Regions from separate parts of the Homo sapiens genome. Here region 1 is linked to region 2. A link is a loop called in an ENCODE intact Hi-C map of the cell type or tissue named here. Cell type or tissue: dorsolateral prefrontal cortex. All regions are shown on one strand. Each heading gives the region's core, and the rest is flanking DNA. Links, peaks and the distances in the headings are about the cores only.

What was found. A loop is a pair of places that touch in the nucleus more often than their neighbours do. Peaks named below come from ENCODE experiments on the same cell type or tissue, not always from the same donor. Only the 100,000 strongest peaks of a DNase experiment are listed, where the experiment ranks them.
Region 1: it touches region 2 in a loop (2.7-fold over the local background); 2 of 110 quality-filtered maps call a loop at or near these places.

The regions. Positions count from the first base shown.
Region 1 is chr9:20,038,956-20,044,338 of GRCh38, reverse strand. It overlaps a transcript of SLC24A2 not described here. Among named protein-coding and RNA genes, the nearest start is that of SLC24A2, 250 kb to the right of the region's middle. In dorsolateral prefrontal cortex, for the core only: no CTCF peak of the experiment used is centred there; DNase peaks (open chromatin) are centred at 2,418 and 2,868; H3K4me3 peaks cover 1,316 bases; H3K27ac peaks cover 796 bases.
Region 2 is chr9:19,975,174-19,980,556 of GRCh38, reverse strand. It overlaps a transcript of SLC24A2 not described here. Among named protein-coding and RNA genes, the nearest start is that of SLC24A2, 190 kb to the right of the region's middle. In dorsolateral prefrontal cortex, for the core only: no CTCF peak of the experiment used is centred there; no DNase peak of the experiment used is centred there; H3K27me3 peaks cover 1,304 bases.

The sequences.
Region 1 (5,383 bases), core at 162-5,161, 64 kb before region 2:
CTTTAAGGCTTAGCATATACAGGAATACCTCAGAGATATTTCAGGTTCAGGTTCCAGACCATCACAATAAAGCAAGTCACCAACATTTTTTGGTTTCGTCGTGCATGTAAAAGTTACGTTTACACTATAGTCTATTAAGTGTGGAATACCATTATGTATAAAAAGTTTGCATTGTGTTTCAAAATATACACAATAAAAAATACTTTACTGCTAAAAAAAAAAGTGCTAGTGATCATCTAAGCCTTCAGTGAGTTATAATCTTTTGCTGGTAGAGGGTCTTGTCTTGACGTTGATGGCTGCTGACCAGGGTAGTGGTTGCTGATGGTTGGGATGGCTCTGGCAATTTCTTAAAATGAGACAACAATGAAATTTGCTGCATTGATTGATTTTTCCTTTTATGAAAGATTTTTTTCTGTAGCATGTGATACTGTTTGATAGCATTTTACCCACAGTAGAAATTCTTTCAAAATCGGTCAGTCCTCTCAAAACCCTGCCACTGCTTTATCAACTAAGTTTATTCTAAATCCTCTTCATCATTTCAACACAGCAACTTCATCAGAAGCATATTGCATCTCAATAAACTACTTTCTTTCCTCCTCCATAAGAAGCAATTCCTTATCTGTTCAAGTTTTGTCATGAGATTGTGGCCATTCGGTGCCATCTTCAGGTTTCACTTCTAATTCAAGTTCTCTTACTATTCCCACCACATCTGCAGTGACTTTCTCACTGAAGTCTTAAACCTCTCAAGGTCATCTATGAGGGCTGGAATCAGCTTCTTCCAAACTCCCATTAATGTTGATGTTTTGATCTCCTGGTATGAATCACAAATGCCCTTAATGGCATCCAGAATAGTGAATCCTTTCCAGAAGCTTTTCAATATACTTTGTCCAGATCCATCAGAGAGAATCACTATCTATGGCAGCTATCACCTTACAAAATGTACTTTCTAAATAATGAGACTTGAAAGTCAAAATTACTGCTTGACACATGGGCTGCAGAATGGGTGTTGTGTTAGCAGGCAAGAAAACAACATTCATCACTCTGTATATCTCCATATAGGTAATAAGTTTGTTTCACTTTCTTTTCGTTCTTTTGCTCACTGGAGTAGCACTTTTAATTTCCTTCAAGAACATTTCCTTTACATTTATACCTTTGCTAACTGGTGCAAGAGCCCTAGCTTTTGGCGTGTCTCAGCTTTCGACATGCCTTCCTCACTAAGCTTAATCATTTGTGGCTTTTGAATTAAAGTGAAAGGTGTGTGACTCTTTCTTTCACCTGAACACCTACAGGCCATTGTAGGGTTATTAATTGGTCCAATTTCCATATCGTGTCTAGGAAATAGGGAGACCCAAGGAGAAGGAGAGAAATGGGGAAAAGCCAGTCATTGGAGCCATTAAAATACACATAACATTTATCAATTAAGTTTTCCATCTTACATGGGCATGGCTTGTGGTGCCTCAAAGCAATTAAAATAGTGACATCAAAGATTACTGGTCACAGACCACCACAACAGATAAAATAATAATGAAAAAGTTTGAAATATTGCAAGCATTATCAAAACATGACACAGAGACATGAAGTGAGCACATGCTGTTGGAAAAATGGCACATAGATATTGTTGCCACAAACCTTCAATTTGTAAAAAACACACTACCTGCAAAGTGCAATAAAGCAAAGCACAATAAAAGGAGGTATGCCTGCATTCTCTGCTACTGAAAAGGAGAATATTGGAAGGATAAATGAACATGTCCCTTAGCAATAAGGCCTAGGACCCAGAAGGAAGGCCATGTCCTCTCACCCCTACCTTGGTGGGTGCTTTCTCCCATGACTCAGTCCCCTAGGGTTAGATAACTTTGGTTTTCATTCTTACTTCAGAAATCTTAGATCTAGGATTGCAGAATCAAGCTGTCAGCTCTAAAAGTCCTCTATAACATTTCTTCCAGAAGGCTCAGATGTCCTTATGCAAATGAAATCCTTGATGCTTTCTCAGATATTCCAGAGTTCCTCAGGGGTGTACACTCAGTTCAGATTTCTCTCTTGTGACTGTATCTTTAAGTGAAGTTGTTCTTTTCCTTTCCCTAGACACCACAAATGTCCACCATTTCTTCCTGCTTATTATTTAAATATACTTAGAGGCTGCCTTCTGGAAAGTGCTGGACTCATGGCAGGTTGGAGATCTCCAGAGCTGTGCCCTCTTGACCCCAGCCAATTCCTGCCACAGTCTGCCCACCAGGGACAGTGCTCCCCTCAGTGGCACATTTGCCAGGCCAGGAAGTACCAGGCAAATGTCCCACCACAAGATGACAGGCTCCCCACCACAGGTGCCAGACTCTTCTCCTTTGTCTCATGGTAGCGCTTGTAGCTGCTGCGGCCACAGTGCAGAGTCTGGCACCTGAGGGGACAGAAAGGGGGGCTCTCGGCAGCAAGCCTACCTGTCAAGTGCTTCTGGGATTAGGAGTGCGCATTGCCAACTCCCCACTCTGGAAGAACTTGATGGGTGGGCATCCTGCCAAGAGGCAGAGCTCAAAGCCCTTCTGTGCATGTGCTTCTTAGACCCCCGACTGGCTACTTAGCCATTTGGCCAGATACCAACTTCTCCAGCAGTGTTTTTGAGCCCTGCCCATCTTTCCTTTGGCTGAATTGAGCAGACCTCCTATCAAATACTATCAATTTTCCTTCATATGTATGAGGCAGACCCTGAAGCAGTTTGTTGGGTTGGGTCCATGTCTTTCCTCTATCGTAACTGCCCTCTCTCCCTCCCCACCACTGATTTTGATGATACAAGGCTGGTTTTGTTCTTTGGAAACAAAACCCCTGTCCTGGGTGGATGTTCCAAGTCAGAAAGCCTGGCTGTGTTTATCCCAGGCCATTGGCTGGGCATGCACATGCTTTTTGTATTTGGTAAGTGACAGTATTTGCAAAAGCTGATTGCCACAGCAGGCGGAACAGAGACAAGACTAGCAAAAACATGTGTCGGTAACATATGCTGTAGCCTTTTCTTCTTTGCTTGGAGGACTGACACTTCCTACAGGAAGAAGTAATTATTTTGCATGTGCATAGATTACACTGGAATGAAAAAGACAGAGGAGGGGCTGCTGCTTTGTATATGAAAGAAGAAATACCTCCCTATCTCTCTTTCTTTTTCTCATGCATGCTTCTGCGCGCACACGTGCGCACGCGCGCACGCGTACACACACGCACTCTCTCTCTTTCTCTCTCCTCATTCTCATATGCAAGCACACAGGTTAACCTGCTTTATTTTTAGACATTGCTTCTTTAAAAGAAAGTCGATGTCCTAAAAAAAATTCAGAGCCTGTAATTAGCAGAGCTGCCCTTTTTAGGAGAGAATAAAAGCATTACGTTAGGAATTAAACAGATCTGTGCACAGGTCCTGTCTCCCCTTCATATAGGTTGTGTGACCCATAGAAAATTATTAAGCTTCTAACCCTTGTCTGCCACAGGTAGACAAACGGCTCAACTCTTAGGCTTGTTGTGAGGATTAAAACTACAAAATACATGTGGAAAGCAGCTTGTGTAGGCTCTGGGGCTGTGCTGTCCTTTCCCTTCCCTGGGTTAGCTTTCCAGAAGGAAAAATAATTGTAAATAGCCATGATGCATCTTCACTGATGAATGACTGTGGGCAATCCCAGCTAGTTCTGCAACCACTTAGAACCTCAGAACTTAATTCATGTATTTCTATGTAGCCACAAAGAATAAGTCTAGAAGTGGATCTTGGAAAAGTAGAGCCAATGGGAACTCAGATTCCTGCCCTTGAAGGCATTTTTGCCTCGGTCATTTGGTGGGGGTTGAAAAGAAATGGGTGACGCACATTGGGATAGAGCCAGCAAGACCCTCTGGTATCTTGCTGTAAGCTCAGAAGTCCTAGCAACAGCATAACCACCATTTGATTCATTATTCCATCTTAACCAGCCCTCCTTCCCACCCTAAAGCTGGAATCATTCTGAACCATATTAGCATTAGCATGAGTTTCTCTGGCTGCTTTTCACATTCCTTAGAGCAAAATGTCTCTCAAACTTCTCCCATATACCTATTTTTGTTCTATTTATTACAACAAAACATAGCACCAAGATTTTTAATAGCACCAAAATCTTTAAACACTAACAACAACAAAAAATCGTTCCATCGCTCTTGACTTAGATTCAAGATGGTAAGTGTTGGTTACATGTTGAATGAATGAATGATGATAGCTTCCATTTGTTGAGCACATACCTTGTTCTTGGAACTGTGCCATGTACATGTTTACATACTTCACAACAATCAATTTATGAAATAATTTCAACCTTATTTTATAATCAAAAGTTAGTGTTTAGTTACTCACCCAATGACACAGAGCTGGGAAACGGAAAAGATGAGACTTGACCATACAACTTAGCACATATTTAGAACCCATCATTTGACCTCTGCCTAAGCTGAGTGAATGGATGAATAAATGAAGGAATATTAAAGCTACAGAGAACTTTCTCAGCATCCTCATATCTGGTATCCTTGGTCCTTGCTATCTCTTCCCTACAGTTCCAGCTCTGCCTCTTTCCTGATATGGGAGAGACTTTTTATCCTTGTTTCTGTGACTTGGTTCCTACCTCATTCTCCAATTCTTACAACTGAATCCCCATTTTCTTCCCCTGTGCCCAGTACCTCCAAGTTTCCAGCAGTGGGCTCCAAGTTGCCCTGACAGTGAGCCACCCCTGGGGAGTGGAAACATGTCCCGAAACCTAAGCCCAGGAACTGGGGACTTGCTGCCTATTTCCACAATGCCAACCTCCTGCCCTCCTGCTTGTCTCACCTGCTCCTAAATTCTTCCCAATATAGTTGGGTCACCCATGGGAATAACATTGTTATCACAGCTTCTGCTCCCTAATGTCCACCATTGTTCTTGCACCTTCCAGAAATTTCCTCCTGCCCTGGACTGGGTTTCCCTCCCAACCTTTCCCTCAGCCTTGCTGCCAGCTGCCGCATCCCAGTTGGCATCCCCAATTCCAGCTTCCAGGTCGTCTTCATCTGCCCCACTCCCCTGCAGTACACCAGGACAGGCCCAGGGTGGCTCTAGACATAGCAGAACACAGGTAGTCCCTTTGGGTCATTTGAGGCACAAAGAAGTTTGAGATTTTGTCAAGGTCACAGAAGAGACACACCAGGGCTAAAACTCAGGGCCAGCCCGTCTGGCTCAGCGTCTTTCCACCACACCATGCCGCCTCCTTTCCCCCTTCTGTCTATATTTTCCTCTTGCTTTCTTTTTCTCCTTCACCCACACCTTTTTAATTTAAGTTTTAACATCTGTTCTCTCTTAGTCCATTACTTCTGTGACATTTTATATTATGTTGAATTTCCATTTCTATTTAAGACGCATCCATTTTCTTACTTA
Region 2 (5,383 bases), core at 233-5,232:
AAATGGGTGATGGAAATAAGCCATTTCTGAGTGTCCACTATGTGCCAGAAAGACTTACTTTTGTCTTTTCATGTAATTCTCACTTGCTCTAACTCTACCAGCTTTCCAGTGTCACTTCCTTCCCTGCACTTGATGGTGCAACCATTTTGAGCTGCTGCTGTCCTTCAAACCTACCATGTGGCTTTTCACTGTCACCTTTGTGCTGGTATTTCTTTAACCTAAAATGCCCTGCTTGCTTCTTCAAGTGTGGATCCAGAGACCAACACTATCAGCGTTAACTGGAGCTTGTTAGAAATGCAGAATCACATGCCCCACCTCAGGTGCTGAGTCAGAATCTGCAATTTCAGTGATTTAGATGCAGATTAAATTTGAAAAGTATCACTTGATTCTCTCCTTTTCCACCATGTAACTCTTCCCATCCTTCAAAGCCCAACTTAGCTCTCACTTCCTCCAGGAAGCCTTTAGTCCCACCAAAAAGTAAGTTAGCCATTTCTTCGTGCTATTTCCTTTACATGCGTCTTCTGTCTTTGCTTTCTCTGCTAGGCAGTGAGTTCCTTCAGTTGAGAAATTGAATCAACTCTATTTCTGTGTCCTTTGCAGGCAATCAACCTACAATAGATATTTGTTGAATTTGGTGAGTAGCCATTCCCATGAGGGAAACTTTATTATCACCATATTGCAAATGCAGAAACTGGAGCTCATGGAGGTTAAAGTTGCGTTGTGAGTGACAAAGTCAAGATTTAAACCCAGGCCTCCTGATTCCAATACCCATGTTTTCATCTCTATGTCTTATGGCAATTTTAAGAATTTCAGGCAATGGAGAGGATTACCTTAGGATATTGGGATCATCTCCCGTACATAAATAATGTCGGACAGCAGCTGCCCATCCTAAAGTCAGCTAGTAACTAAGAGTAAGAGAGCAAGGCCATTTGTAGAGATCGATGCTAGAGAATGATGGAATGCCTTGGGGAAGCAAAGAAATCGTTTGTGCTTTTAAAATCCATTTGCAAAGATCACTCCTAAAAAGCGTGTATGTCTATATGTGTACAGTACCTGCCCTAAAACAATACACTCAAAATTTGTCTAAACAAATGAACAAATGACTTTGTGCACCCATAAGCGTATCCAAATCCATGTGTGTATGTACATACTTTGCATCTCTGAATATATATATGAACCTGTGATGATGTGTTCCATTCCCTTGCTATTCAAAATGTGGTCTGAGGAGGAGTGGCATTGGCATCACCTGGAAATTAGTGGAAATGAAGAAACTCAGGCACCACCTCAGACACACTGAACCAGAACCTGCATTTTTAATCACTCCAAGTGATGTATATGCACATGAAAGTTTAAGAAGCACTATTCTAAGCAATCCCAGGTAAGCCAGGACAGGCTGTCATGTCAGGTTCAAGCTCAAAATGCTGAAAAGCTGCCAGAAAGAGATGTCTTCATTACTTGCATTCACTGGGCTCGTTATTTTATTCCTCTGCTCTTCACACACCTACCTGTAGACAAAGATCTAATTTACCACTTAAAAAAGACGGAGCACACACATGCCAACACAAGCACATCGAGCATGTCTGAACCTTTGTTGACACTTTATAAACCAGATTTTTCTTTAAGTCTTCTTCCACCAGGATATAGGCATTTTTCCTAAACATGCAGAGAAATGTGCCTTTTTTGTTCAGTAGAGCTCTTTATCTGCCCCTTTCTGCCTCCATCTACCCTTTCTAGCTTTGTTCCTTTCTTGTCCTCCCACCCAGCTGCTCATTTAGCAAGAATATAAGTTTTCTCTTCAATCACCTCAATTCTGCCAATTTATAGAATTAATTTCTTTTTTCTTCACTGCCTTACCCCTAAGAATTAGATATGGATATCTGCCTCCTTCAGTTTTTGTTTGTGTAAAGAAAGTTGGGAGTCAATTGATATTTCTAAAATTGTTAAATACTCTGAAGAAAAAAAAAATACCCTTTTCTTTCCTTGAATTTTTCTTAGGAAACATGACATTGGTCAGTTGCTTGAACACCATTCCTTTACCTGTTCTGTTGCCTGTCCCCTACCCTGGGCTTTCTAAAGACTGTAGAAGTTATACTAGGTTCACATTTCCTCTATCTACTGGAGTGACACATTCTTTAAAAAAAAAAGAGGGGCGAGGGAAGGGCATTTGGAGCAGGCTAAAGATAACCAGGGGTTATTTTTGAACAATAGTTCATAAGAATTTATCATTTCCAAGGCTCTCTTCTTGAGGAACTGATAAAAGTGGCCCCTCTGTCCTTTTGCTAAAGATGGTATTGAATGATCATATGATGCAGGTGATAACATAATATTATACAGAGTATTACAAACAGTTATATGGTTGTAAACCAGCTTTGTAAATGGCTATTTTGTAAATAGAACCACATGTTTGAGGCACGTTGGACTTTTAGTTGACAAATTCAAGAGTATAGAAAATCTCTTGTTCTCTGCAATCAAATTAAATCTAAGTCTGAACACCCATCTATTTATCCCGGCAGGAAATGTAAGTTACCAAGACACCCCTCAGGGCTCTGAAAGTGTCTTACCCAGCCACAGAACATCAGGGAGAAAATCCTAGCCATCACTTATCTGTCCACCCTGACTATCTTTAAGATACCCATTATCCCAGGAACATGGTCTTTTCTGGTCCAATTAGGGCATACGACTATTCTGTGGGGCTGGGAGCTCTGTGTCCAGAGCCCACCTGCCCTAGATTTCTCCTTCCTTCTCTGACCTTTTTATTCTAGGTGAAGTCTCTCCCTCTTCTTTCTAAATACCTTCAAATGCACCCCTCAGCTGAAGATCATTTGGTTTAGGCTTTTACAAAAGACAGGAGATACAATTGCCTTCAAATTGTTCCTGCTTTCTGCCCTATGAAAATCCCTGAAGCAGGAAATATCAAGAGTCCAGCTACTTGCCTGACACACATGGGAAAGGGAAAGATTCAGCAAGTCACGCCCAAGTTAATATTTCAGAAGAGTGTCCAGACTATTCTCTATACAAGGAACTTGTACCTATCTCTTCATCATCCCCTTCTGACCTTGCTGCAGAGAGAAAAGGCCATCATTCTCTCTAGCTCATGCTCCACGACCATCATCAATCAGCTATCTCAAGACCCCACTCTGGTTTTATTTCATTATTTTTCTCCTTTATCTCTATCTCAACTCCCACCATCCCAAGCCACCCACTCTAATATATTCAATACGCACTTCAGTTGTGAGTATTTCATTGAAATGTCTGTGCATTTTAAGCGCTTTTTATTTTTATGTAATTTCAAACATACAACATAGCAGCTAAAGCAGTACAAGGAGCTAACATGTACCCTTTATCCAGAATCACCAATTTCCATTTTGCCTGATGCAATTTATAATTCTCTCTTTCTCTGTCTCTCATACACACACACACACACACACACACACACACACACAAATATAGAAATGTTTTGTTTGAATCTACGTTCAAAGATGTCACAAAAACTTATTTTATGTGTAAAAAATACATATTGCATATATTTTTTCCTGACATGGCCAGCCTTTGTTGTGACTGTAGTTGGACTTTGCTGATCTTTATTGCACTTTTTAAAATATGTTCACTATGTTTATTTTCTTTTTTCATTTTCACAAACATTTATTGTTGCTGTATCTTCCAGACTAGGGCTCAGGGATCTGAGCATCTTTCATTCAGAGTTGTATTGAAATCAACAGACAAATAGCAGAATACTGGAACCAATGAGCATGTCCTGAAAGAGTACAGTTGTCCCTTGATATCCACAGGGAATTTGTTCCAGGACCCCTGCAGATACCAAAATCTGTGGACACTCAAATTTCTTATACCAAATGGTGGACTATTTGCATATAATGTACATATATCCTTCTCTATACGTTAAGTCATTTCTAGATTACTTATAATTATTAGTCTGTTTTCACACTGCTATAAAGAACTACCTAAGTCTAGGTAATTTATGAAGAAAAGAGGTTTGGTTGACTCATAGTTCTGCAGTCTTGACAGGAAACATGACTGGGAGGCCTCAGGAAATTTACAGTCACAGTAGAAGGTGGAGGGGAAGTAAGCATGTCCTACCATAGTGGAGCAGAAGAGAGAGAGTGAAGCAGGAAGTGCTACACTCAGAAAATTTCTAACAACCAGATCTCATGAGAACTCATTCACTATCATAAGAATAGCAAGGGGCATGTCTGCCCCCATGATTCAGTCACCTCCCACCAGGCCCCTCCTCCAACACATGGGGATTACAATTCAAGATGAGATTTGGGTGGGGATACAGAGACAAACCATATCAATACCTAATACAATATGAAAGCTATAACAATAATTGTTTTACTGTATTTTTTTTTAACTTGCACTGGGCTTAGTGGCTCATGCCTGTAATCCCAGGACTTTGGGAGGCTGAGGCAGGAAGATGGCTTGAGGCCAAAAGTTCAAGACCAGCCTGGGCAACATGGCAAGACTCTGTTACCGCAAAAAGTTAAAAATTTAAAAATTAGCTGGGTGTGGTGCCACGGGCCTGTGGTTCCAGCTGCTTGGGAGGATCGCTTGAGCCCAGGAGGTCATGTTCACACCAGTGCATTCCAATTTGGGTGATAGAACAAGATACTGTCTCAAAAAAACAAACAAACAAACAAAAACGTATGTTTATGGTCATATTGTTATTTTTTTTTCTAAATATTTTCAATCTGAAGTTGGTTGAATCTGAGGATGCAGGCCCACAGATATGGAGGGCCACCTATACAGGGTTAAAGCCAGGATAAGCCACAAAACAAAACAAAAGCAGAACATGGAAAAAAAAAAGTCTCCAACCCAAATGAGTCAAATGAAAAGTTGGAACCAGATTTAGAGATAAAGCAATCACAGAAATGGATATGTGTCATAATAATAAAGATAAACATAAATGAATCATCTGTTTTGGATGCCTACTATACGCCTGGCACTTTCTATCCTTGTACTAAACCCTGTAAGTTGAATATTTTTGTCTTCCTTTTGCAGATGAGGAAATAGAAGTGCAAAGAAGTTCCACAACTTAACCAAACTAAGAGGCAATGTAGCCACAACTCAGACACAGGTCCATCTGATTCCAAATCTCATTATTTCCCTTCAATTCCATGTTGCACGAGATGGACAAGAAGTATAGGGATGAACATGGAAGAATTCATGTAGCAGAGTTCAGGCACACTGGAGGATTTTTTTGAGATTGCCATAGTTTCTTTGGGGAAATAATTATATTTAAGAGGGGACATCAGAATATATAGTCAGTATGTCTAGGGAGTGTTAAAATGAAATTATTTATATGGAACAGGAAGTAAGGGAGCCCAAAAAAGCTAAGCTAGGCTCTTAGACCTGGAGCCTAAATATC